Linked DNA regions of Homo sapiens: region 2 is linked to region 1. The links are chromatin loops, found by intact Hi-C in ENCODE. Cell type or tissue: B cell. All regions are shown on one strand. Each heading gives the region's core, and the rest is flanking DNA. Links, peaks and the distances in the headings are about the cores only.

What was found. Hi-C counts contacts between places; a loop is a spot of excess contacts. Peaks named below come from ENCODE experiments on the same cell type or tissue, not always from the same donor. Only the 100,000 strongest peaks of a DNase experiment are listed, where the experiment ranks them.
Region 2: it touches region 1 in a loop (29-fold over the local background); 3 of 110 quality-filtered maps call a loop at or near these places.

What each region holds. Positions count from the first base shown.
Region 1 is chr14:21,101,483-21,106,853 of GRCh38, reverse strand. It overlaps TMEM253 (transmembrane protein 253), which reads right to left. Exons shown (of 7, transcript NM_001395467.1): 3 at 4,879-4,989; 4 at 4,734-4,790; 5 at 4,339-4,449; 6 at 4,075-4,221; 7 at 3,130-3,715. The coding sequence ends at 3,596. It also overlaps a transcript of ZNF219 not described here. Among named protein-coding and RNA genes, the nearest start is that of TMEM253, 3.1 kb to the right of the region's middle. RefSeq lists an enhancer at 2,813-3,557. In B cell, for the core only: CTCF peaks have their summits at 2,194 and 3,124; DNase peaks (open chromatin) are centred at 2,213 and 2,983; H3K4me3 peaks cover 1,650 bases; H3K27ac peaks cover 1,086 bases; H3K27me3 peaks cover 467 bases.
Region 2 is chr14:21,509,315-21,514,685 of GRCh38, reverse strand. It overlaps METTL3 (methyltransferase 3, N6-adenosine-methyltransferase complex catalytic subunit), which reads left to right and starts at 3,346. Exons shown (of 11, transcript NM_019852.5): 1 at 3,346-3,562. The coding sequence starts at 3,463. RefSeq lists an enhancer at 3,064-3,303. In B cell, for the core only: no CTCF peak of the experiment used is centred there; a DNase peak (open chromatin) is centred at 3,215; H3K4me3 peaks cover 2,281 bases; H3K27ac peaks cover 1,614 bases.

The sequences.
Region 1 (5,371 bases), core at 309-5,308:
TCCCGACCACCAATGTGCCACAGCTGCATATGAAGCCACATATCATGAACTGGATTTCTTTAATGTTTAAAAGAATAGATAGGGGTCACGGCCTTTAAAAACTGACGTCAGCAGAAACCTTGTCAGTTTCTTCTTTCAGTGAAGTTCCCATTCAAGTAAAATGAGTGACCTCCACAGAGGCTGCCAAACTGATGAAGAAAGAGGCAGATACAGTGGTTGCTGGGAATCACTGCAGCAAAGCAGAACGCTGTCATGGAGCAGCCCGGGACTGTGGCAATAGGCAGTGTGGAGGGGGAATAATGAGGAACACAGGACAAGTCTCCAATAGTCTTTGCTTGCAGCTGGCAGAGGATAATGCACAGGAAAGCGGCATTAGCAGCACTGGAACTAAATCCCAAATCTGACTTCTCATCTACTGCGCCTTCCATTGTTACATATTCCCTCCTCCCCCACTCCTCAGTTGTGACTAACAAATATGTCTCCAGACCTTGCAAAATATCCTCTGGGGAACGAAATGACCTTTCTCTGAGAACCAATGCCCTAGAGGGATATGATGAAAAAGGTTTTATCAGAAAGGTTTTAAGAATTTAATATTTAATCGAAGACTCTTGGACTTTGCAAGGTCTACATGAACTGTAACATATATCCAAAACCTGAATTCCTACTATGTTTATCTAATGCAGACTGATGATTGAAGAACTATAGCTGAACTGGCTCTTGAGTTTTAAGAAATTATCATTTAAACTACTTCTTACCTCTACAGGCAATTTATTTTTAACCCCTGAAGTGGTTTATAGTTTTAAAGTACTTTTCCTTGTGTGATTTTATTTTAGCCTTGATACTCCAGTAAGGTAGACAGAATAAATATTACCATAACCTCCAAGTGCACAAAATGTAGTTCAGAGAGGTTTGACTTGCCCAAGCAACAAAATTAGAATCTAGGTTTCCTGAGTCCCAGTCCTATTATTTTTTTGAGGAAAAATTTCTAGTAAGAACTTAGGGGTTCATGAAACCAAACCAAAGAAGTAGGTATGGGCATAACTGCTGGAACAGATAAATTTCAACTGCTAAGCTGTTCAAAAATCATCACAAATTATTAATTCCATTTCTTTTTTTCTTTTTGAGACAGAGTCTCGCTTTGTCTCCCAGGCTGGAGTGCAGTGGTGCGATCTTGGCTCACTGCAACCTCTGCCTCCTGGGTTCAAGCAATTCTCCTGCCTCAAACTCCCGAGTAGCTGGGATTACGGGCACCCACCACCATGCCGGCCTAATTTTTGCATTTTTAATAGACACGGCCACCATGTTGGTCAAGCTGGTCTCGAACTCCTGACCTCAGGTGATCCACCCGTCTTGGTCTCCCAAAGTGCTGGGATTACAGGCCTGAACCACCGAGCCCGCCCAACTATGTTTCTTTTAATGAAGTATTTCTGCTTCCCCTCTCCTTGCAGGCATTGCCCTTCTGGCCTTCCTTAAGTTGGGTGTGGCTATATGACTTGCTTTGGCCATTGAATGGGTGGAAGTGACATGAATGTATCACTTCAGGGCAGCATTTAAGAGTCCATGAACAATTCTTCATGCTTACTTCACATTCTGAGGCGGGGGGCGCGGGGCGGGTAACCTTAACCTTCATAGGGACAGGGTAGGATCTCAAAATGGTGGCGCTCCATGAGCTTGGGAGGAAACATTTGCAATGAACAGAATCCCTTGCCAGCCTACTTTGGACACGTAGTATGAGAAATAAACCTTTGTGGTCTTAAGCCACTGTGATTTGGCATTTACCACAGCAGAGCCTAGCTTAATCTGACTGATAGAGGTTAATTTCCATGGTCATCAAGCTTCTCTGGAACTAGAATGCAATATCTAATCTGATCACATCACTAAAACCTGGAAAACAGAACAAATTGTTAATTTTCTTCCCTCAGCTTCCTCATCTACCACCACCTTCTGACTTTCAAGAAAAATATTGTTTCATCGGCCCTGCAGACATGAGCTCTCCATTATTCTGGCAATTAGACTGGGGGAGAGGAAGAAATGCAGAAGGCCTAGATCTTTTCTCCATTCCAGAGCCTGATCCCAGAACTGTCCCCACCCACTAGTACTCACACTTAACCTTGTCATAGGAAGATTATTACCACTCTTCCAAGGTGTCACAAACAGAAAAGAGCTGCAGCGGACGCCACTGCAATGTCAAGGCAAGGCAGCCAGGCTGCGCTCTATCCTCACTGGTGCCTGGCCCTGGCTAGGCCGGGAGAAGCAGCATTCTCTAGGGAAAGAAGCCTTCTCAAGTGGGAACAAAAATGAGTGTGAGGCGAACAGCCATCCCGGGCACTATGTGAATTTGGGGTGAGTTCTCTTGGTACTCCAGCTGTGGTCAATTTCTAGTTTCTAGCGGCCAGCAAGCTGCCCAGCTGCTGCTGCTAGTGGGACTCCCAGTTCTCCCGGGCTTTTCCCAAGCCCAAGCGAGCCTGTTATCTTTGCACACTTGCAAAGGTCGTAAACGGTGGGGGTGAACGCAGCCAGAACTTCAGCAACCCGACCGCAGCCGAGATCAAAGGTCGGCGGGTCAGCCCAGAGGCCAAGCCTGCGCAGTCCCGCTCCCGCGTTGGAGATAAAGGGTGGCGGCAGCGCAGGCTCGTTACACCGGCGTGCTCGCAAGAGGCGGGAAAGCGTTAGGGAGAGACGCGGGTCGCAGGGTCCCTCCCTCTGCCTGCCCTATCTACCCGCCTGCCCAGCGAGCCTGTCCATCTTCAGCGCCCAGGCCCTAGGGGAGGGGACGAGAAAGGCCCCGCGCTTCTGACTCATCATCTCCAACCCCTTTCTCGCGCGCGCTCCAAGTCTCAGGACTTCGGACCTGGGCCCTCCTGCGAGGGGGTGCGGCGACAGCATCTGGGAAGCCCCAGCTCTGCCAAGCGTCAGCTCCGAGCCCTCGCCAGTCTCTGAAGCTGCCAGCGCAGGGCTGGGGACCCAGATCCAGCTCTCTATTGCAGTGGCTGGGGGAGCGGCACGCCAGTGCAGGACCGCCCGCCCGGCTCCTCCCCGAACGCGGGGCCAGTGGTCGCGTCCGAGAAAGCGCCAGGCTAGGCCCCGACTTCCCCGCCTCGCGTCACTCAGCACATCCAACAGCGCCCCTACCGCGGAGAGAAGGCTCTTTATTTCCTAGCCGGTCACGGGCTAGCGGGGCATCCTGGGACTTGTAGTCTCCGCTACAGTAGAAAGGAGATGGATCGAAAGGGGAACTGGGGCACTCCTGAATTGGATTCAGGGAGTTGGCGTGTGCAGGGTCCGGGATTTGGAGTGGATGGGATTATGAAAGGTGGACAGAAAAGAAAAGTGCGATGAGGCAAATGTGAAGCTGTATGGGGAGGTGACAGGAAGAGAGGATATGGATGCAAGGGAGAAAGCAGCTTTTCAGGGTGGTGAGGTGAGGATATATTCTCGTCCAGGTGTATCTTCCCCTAACAGGGAAGGAACGAAAAAAGGGCCTGCTTTGAGTGAAAACTGAAGGCACTCCCGGACTTCCTATTGGACTCGAAGGATCCCAGCAAGCTTCTGAGTTTGGTGGGGTGGGATGCAGGAATGTCTGGAGAGCATTCTCTCAGGGTGGAAGGAGAGCAGCACGTGTCTGTTCCCGCTGTCCCACCCTCTCATTTGCTCCTGTGCTGGCCACCGTGGGACCATTCTCCAAACCAGGAACCTCTTCCAACTCAGAGAAGCCCTGAAAACCAGAGACAGGTGTGAGCAAATTGTAGAGGTGAGAAAGGAGAAACCCCAGACAGAAACAACTGCTTCCTCCTGCCCAATTTTCTATCCTGTTTCCCATAGTCCTGCCAATATTTAGGCAGCTTCCTAATGCTTTCCCACTCTTTTAACCTCAATCATTTGGATTCCCAGTTTCCTCTTACCCACCATTAGGGGAGAAATGTTCAAAGCCAGAGAAAGCCAATCAGTTTCATTCTAGGACCTCTTCTTTTCTCTCCTGCCCCATTATTTTCCCTTAAGTGCCACTGACCAGGATAGGCAGTGGAAAAATTAGTTGGCAGCTAGCTATTCGTGCTTTCTTCCCTGCCCCCATACCTCCTGCAGCTCTTGATAGTGCAGACTCTGGCTCCTGCAGCATCCTGGTTTCCTCTGGCTCAGCAAGAATAGGGCGTGCACTGAGACCAGCACTCCCCCTAGGGTGAAGGCCTCAGCACTGAGTTCCAGCACCAGCAAGCCAGCATGCTGCAGGTAGACAGGGCTGAGAATGCAGGGACCCCGCACCTGTTTGCCCCTGCCCTTTTCCCTTCCCACCTCCTCTTGCCTCCTTATCCTCCCACCTTCTCCTTCATTGACCAGTACCTGGGAGGAGGCAGTTGGGGCAGGCCCCAAGGCTGTCTTCATCACCTCGACCACCACCACTATGAAACCCAAGATCAAGTTGAAGGTGTTGAATATCATCATGGCCCGCACCTGCCAGTGAGCCAGCTCAGCCCTGCCCAGCCTAGGGGAGTCATTCCAACCTCAATCCCCACTTGCAGCCTAGCTGAAGACAAAACTCAGCTTCTGCTTCTCAGCCTCCAAACAGGGCCATAAGCCCTCTTAACTTTTTTGCTTTCCTCCTCAGTGATTGAGGCCAGTCAGTGGTGACAGCTGAGAGAATGAGTCAACACTTAGCCACTTACTTCCTAGGCTGAGGGTTGTAGGTGTCTGTTTTAGGGAGTGGGAGGACAGTGCTGCGTTTTCTTCCCTCTCACCTTCCAAAGGCGGGGTGCTCTGCGAAGCTCCAGAGTGACAGTCCCAGTGAGGAGACCCTGAATGGTGAGAAGGGCAAGTGTTGAGCTCTGGTCCCGTTAGGAAGGGGCCCTGGGACCTTCCACCCTCCCTTGTGGTGGGTCTTACTGAGGCTCCAGGCCCAAGAGGCAGCGCTGTGGCCATGTGACAATCAGAGTTCAGGCAGGCGACTGAGACAGCAAGGGGCACCACAACCACTGCCAGCCATAGCTGGCTCACCTGGGGGTAAGGGTAGGGTAATTGGGGAGGAACTGTCAGGGATTCCCTCCCTTCTCGTAACTCCTACCTCTTTAGAGATCAGGAAATGGGATTGAATGCAGGGTGGAGGAAAGCAGTCAACCCAGAGCAAGGACGTGATCATTAAAAATTAAGTATCATTTAATTTTTTCTGCCTCATATTGTAGTTTAGTTACTTACCTGTATGTTTTCCCCCACAAGATGGAAGCTACTTGGGAGATTAAGGGTCTTGCCTTGTTTATTTCTATGTTTTCCTCTACCCTCCTCCCATTCAGAACCTAGCTCAGTTTCTGGCACATGGTAGGTGCTCACTTAACATGGATGGATGGATGGATGGAATTGAATTGGGTAGAAGTGGACATGC
Region 2 (5,371 bases), core at 315-5,314, 410 kb before region 1:
TTTAAGGTCTAGACCTCTTAAGGTCTAGAACTCAGGGAATATCTCTTCTGCCACATTCTTTTGGTGAAAGCTAGTCAGAAGCCTAGCTCAGATTCAAGAGGAGGGGGAATAAGCTTTACTTATTGATTGAAAGGGGGCAAAGTCACACTGCCTAAGGGCATGTAGGTGAGAGGCATTGTTGTGGCCAACACTGGAAGCAATCTACCATAGCAGATATGAGGAAAAGTTGAGAAGTGTAATGCATGCAGCACCCATCTGCTCAAAATTAGGCTTACACTCCATTTTGACTAGAAGAATTCTGCATTTTTCCCTCCTCCTCCTCCTCCTTCTCCTCTGTGTACTGCTGAGGGCTACGCGCGGACAAGAAAGCAATGTCTTTCTTTTGAGCAGCAAACTGGTCAAGAGGAGTCTAAAAAGAATCTCTCTACAAGAAGATCATGCTAAGAGGCCTTCCTGTACTTCTAAAATTTGCCCAATATGCCACTGTAATAATTTACCCAGAGTTAATGTGAAAGCAAAAACTTCTGGGAGCTGCCCTTGATTTGATTGACTTTCAGGAGTACTTGTGCTACTTCTTTGCACCACTGCCCTCCAGCAGTGAGAGTGAGGCTTGTCTCAATAAAACAAAAACAAAAAAACAAAGTTACACATCCCAATAGATAGTGTAAATTCCCTAAAAGTAAATTAAGTTCAGAAAATGAGATGGAAATGAGTATTTTCATCACTACTAAATCTCCATAGTATCTAACACATAGTAAACACTCAATACTTACTGAATGGATAAAAGTCATATTACAATACACATACATCTTTCAATAGCTCCCTTCATATTCACCCCTTCCTTTTCATTACTGTTCATAACCAGCTTTTAGTTACAGTTCTTCTCATCAGACACTTAGTTACAATGGACTAATAACCATCTTTGTCCTCTCCAAAATCTCCTTCCTCCTCACCTCAATTTATCTAGAACAGCAAATCAATTTTGAAACATTCCTATTTACAAACCCTAAGTGTTTCCTATTGTATTCTGAATAAATTGCCAAGTCTTTACTCAGGTACCATGTACCTTCTACAATCTGGCCTCAAATTTGGAAACCTAAAATTTCTCCCAATATTCCCAAATATAAATCTTTATGTTCTGGCGAACTAATCCAGATTGGCATAACACACATCACGCTTTCCTACCTCTAGTCTAGACCTTTGCCTTTATCATATTCCAGACCTGGATTTCCCTCCTATACCTTCACCTACTGAAACCTTAGTGGTCATTTTAAGCCTGAACCTTGATTCCAGCTTCTTTCCAATGCCTTCCTGGGTCATTAAACTTGGAGTCCTCCTCTTCTTTGAAATCACGTTTTTTTTTTTCCTGTTTTTTTGTTTTGTTTTGTTTTTGTTTTTTAAAAAGTCTATGCCCATGCTACCTCATGCTGTGAAGATGGTTCAGTATTAATAAACTGGCTCACAGCTCCTTGACCAGATTATAAACTCTTTGAAAACAGGAGCCATGCCAGTCAAACTATTTTTTGTATTTTTTGGACAACAGCGTATGGCATCATGTAGACATTGGATAAGTCAGTGATTCCCGAAATGTTTCCATTCAGGGAGCTCCATTAAAAAAACAAAACAAACAAACAAACAAAAGGCCAAGCCGGTGGCTCATGCCTGTAACCCCAGCACGTTGGAAAGCCAAGGCAGGCTGATGAGCTAAGGTCAGGAGTTCAAGACCAGCCTGGCCAACATGGTGAAACCCCATCTCTATTAAAAATACAAAATTAACTGGGCATGGTGGCAGGTCCCTGTAATACCTGCTACTAGGTAGGCTGAGGCAGCTAGAATCCAGGAGGTGGAGGTTGCAGTGAGCTGAGATCACACCACTGCACACCAGCCTGGGCAGTAAGAATGAAACTCTGTGTCAGGCCAGGCTCGGTGGCTCACGCCTGTAATCCCAGCACTTTGGGAGGCTGAGGCAGGGGGGCAGATCGTAGGGGCAGATCACGAGGTCAGGAGTTCGAGACCAGCCTGGCCAACATAGTGAAACCCTGTCTCTACTAAAAATAAAAAAAATTAGCCAGGTGTGGTGGCACGCGCCTGTAATCCCAGCTATTCGGGAGGCTGAGGCAGGAGAATCGCTTGAACCCAGGAGGCGGAGGTTGCAGTGAGCTGAGACCACGCCATTGCACTCCAGCCTGGGTGACAGAGTGAGTGAGACTCCATCTCAAAAAAAAAAAAAAAAGAAAATGTGTCAAAAAAAGAAAGAAAGAAAGGATTGTAGGAAAAACCACCACCACCAACCTTGTATTTAAGTTTACTACACATACAGAAAAGTGCACACCAAAATGTTCAGCTCAATTACATTTCACAAACTGAACACACTCATGCAGGTAGCTCTCATAACAAAAAACACAACGCAACCAGGACCTCAAAGCCCTCTTAGTGTCGGAACCCGATTTTAATAGATTACACGTACTTTGTAAATTTAGCCTAAGAGAGAGATCACGTATTTGAAGACCTCTCGGATTTTTCCTTCATCAGCCCTCCCCACTTCCCCACGCCTCGTCAACACAAAGAAGCATGCCCGCACCCACCACCGCCCCCTCCTCACCTCAGATTGGGGACCACCGTTGTGTTTTTTATTTTTTTGTAAATGAACGCATGGAAACAAACCAACACCACCTTCAGTGGAAAAGGTATGTTAGTACCAAACTGTCAAAAGGAACTAGTGATCCTTCATCTTAAAAATCTGTACTATGGCCGGGTGTGGTGGCTCACGCCTGTAATCCTAGCACTTTGGGAGGCCAAGGAGGGCGGATCACGAGGTGAGGAGTTCGAGACTGGCCTGGCCAACACAGTGAAACCCCGTCTCTACTAAAAATACAAAAAATCTGCCGGGCGTGGTGGCGGGCGCCTGTAATACCAGCTACTCGGGAGGCTGCGGCAGGATAATCACTTGAACCCGGGAGGTGGAGGTTGCTGTGAGCCGAGATCGCGCCATTGCACTCCAGCCAGGGCGACAGAGTGAAACTCCGTCTCAAAAAAAAAAAAAAGAAAAAAACCCCCAAAACTGTACTATATGGTGTTGCTCTCTACGAGTGCTACTTTAACACAAGTCAACTCTCAGGACTCCTCTCCGAATATTCAACATGGCCGCATGCGCGTCTATAAGCAACATGGCCGCTCTGCCAGTCACCAACATGGCAACCACAGCCTCACTGTGTCCGGAAGCATGAGAGAGCGGGTATGAGGACTATACCGGCCGCTCTGCCAACACCTAACGTGGCTCTTTATAGCTTCCAAGAAAGCGCGACACCGGAAATGACTTTTCTGTCTTGCTCAGCTCCAGGGGTCATTTTCCGGTTAGCCTTCGGGGTGTCCGCGTGAGAATTGGCTATATCCTGGAGCGAGTGCTGGGAGGTGCTAGTCCGCCGCGCCTTATTCGAGAGGTGTCAGGGCTGGGAGACTAGGATGTCGGACACGTGGAGCTCTATCCAGGCCCACAAGAAGCAGCTGGACTCTCTGCGGGAGAGGCTGCAGCGGAGGCGGAAGCAGGACTCGGGGCACTTGGGTGAGGCACTGGGCTGTTGGGGCCGAGGCTCAACCGGGGAGGACGGGCGGGATCCCTAGAGAAAAAGCTCCAGAGTCACTGCCCTTTACCAAACGGCCATTTCTATAAAGCCTCGTACATTGGTACTCCCTCTCCACCTTCAGCAGCAGACGTTCGCCCTTCTGCAAGTAGTTCGCGGTTCCTCCTCACGCTGGGCCTCGGTTCTTCCAGCTCACTTTTACCGGACGGACGCTTGAGCCCCACCCTCGTCCGCCTTGCCCACTCCTCTTCAGACTGCGAGGACGTCGCCTTTGTGAGGCTGCTCAGCCCCCTATCCCGCGAAGCAGCAAGAACCCCTTTTTGTTGCTGCTTTGGCGCTTTGTTCCCTCAGTTATAACGACTGTTTTGTAGTGGTCATTTCTTGGCAGCTGTGGGTACAGTAAGCGAGGAATGAACCTTTATATCCGCAGTGCCCAATTTAGTGGCCCGTACAGAGTGGCACTGGGTGTTTCTGAATGAGTACCCCTACCGGCATTGACTTAGCCATTTACATACCTAGCAGGAATCTGAAAACATTTGTGTTTGGTTTCCAAACTTTTTCTCTTCTCCTGTTGCCCCCGTGTCACGATCATAAAACTTGAAGGAAATTTAAAAGATTAAATTCACTGTTATCCACTCCCTACCCTCAGGACAAACTCTGAATTATTTAAGGCAAACTAGTAACAAAGCTCTGCAAAAATAGTGACTCAGTATCACCTTTGTGGTAGATTGTTCCAATATTTGTCAGTATCTTCAACTGCATCTCTAAATCTTGTCTAGATCATGTTAGGTTCATGTGCTCGTATTCTGGCCCCTAGAAATAGAAGATGCACTGGCAGGATCCTCCCACCTAATTAATTACCTTTCTTGAGTATCTACAGTGTTCATGGGTCTAATTAGACAAAAATAAGGAAGAAATTGCCCCTGTCCTCAAGAAGTTTAAAAAGCATAGGATTCAAGGGGAGACGCTTACAAAAAGTGAGGAATATGATAAGATATATGTACGAAACCAAATGAATGAATCTACAGTCTGTACAATGAAGAGAAGTAACAAGAGCTGGTGTAGGTAGTGAAGCCATCAAAACCATCATAGTGGAATTGGCACTTGAATTTGGCCTTTATGGCTATATAGGACCTAGATAATTAAAGAGGTAAGAGGGGAGGATAGTGGAGTAAGAAGTGCAAGTCATATGGTCAGGCAATAATTAGTAGTCAAGTCTCAGAGTAGTTCCTGAATTACCTAAGAGGGAGAATTTTTTTTCCCTTGCTCTAGAAACTTCATTGATTTATTTATAGATACAATTTTTTGTTTTGTTATGTTTTTTCCCCTATTCTTTGGTTTCCTGTTTTGAAACTTTTTAAAAATGTGCATAAATGATGCCAACGACTTTTTTTGCTTTTGTTTTTGAGATAGCGTCTCTCACCGTTGCCCAGGCTGGAGTGTAGCAGTCCTCCCGGCTCATCCTCCTGAGTAGCTAGGACTACAGGTGCATGCCACCATGCCTGGCTAATTTTTAACTTTTTAATAGAGATATGGTCTCATTATGTTGCCCAAATTTGTCTTGAACACCTGGCATCAAGCTGTCCTCTTGCCTAAGCCTCCCAAAGTGTTTGAATTACAGGTGAGAGCCACCATATCCAGCCTATTTAATTTTCCTGTGGAGTCTTTTCCCATTCAGCAATGGCAGTTGCAAAAGGGGACCTGAGGATCAGGTAGTTGTTTGTTTCAACAAAGTGATCTGCAAAATTATTTAGTTAGTTAGTTAGAGACAGGGTCTCCCTCTGTCACCC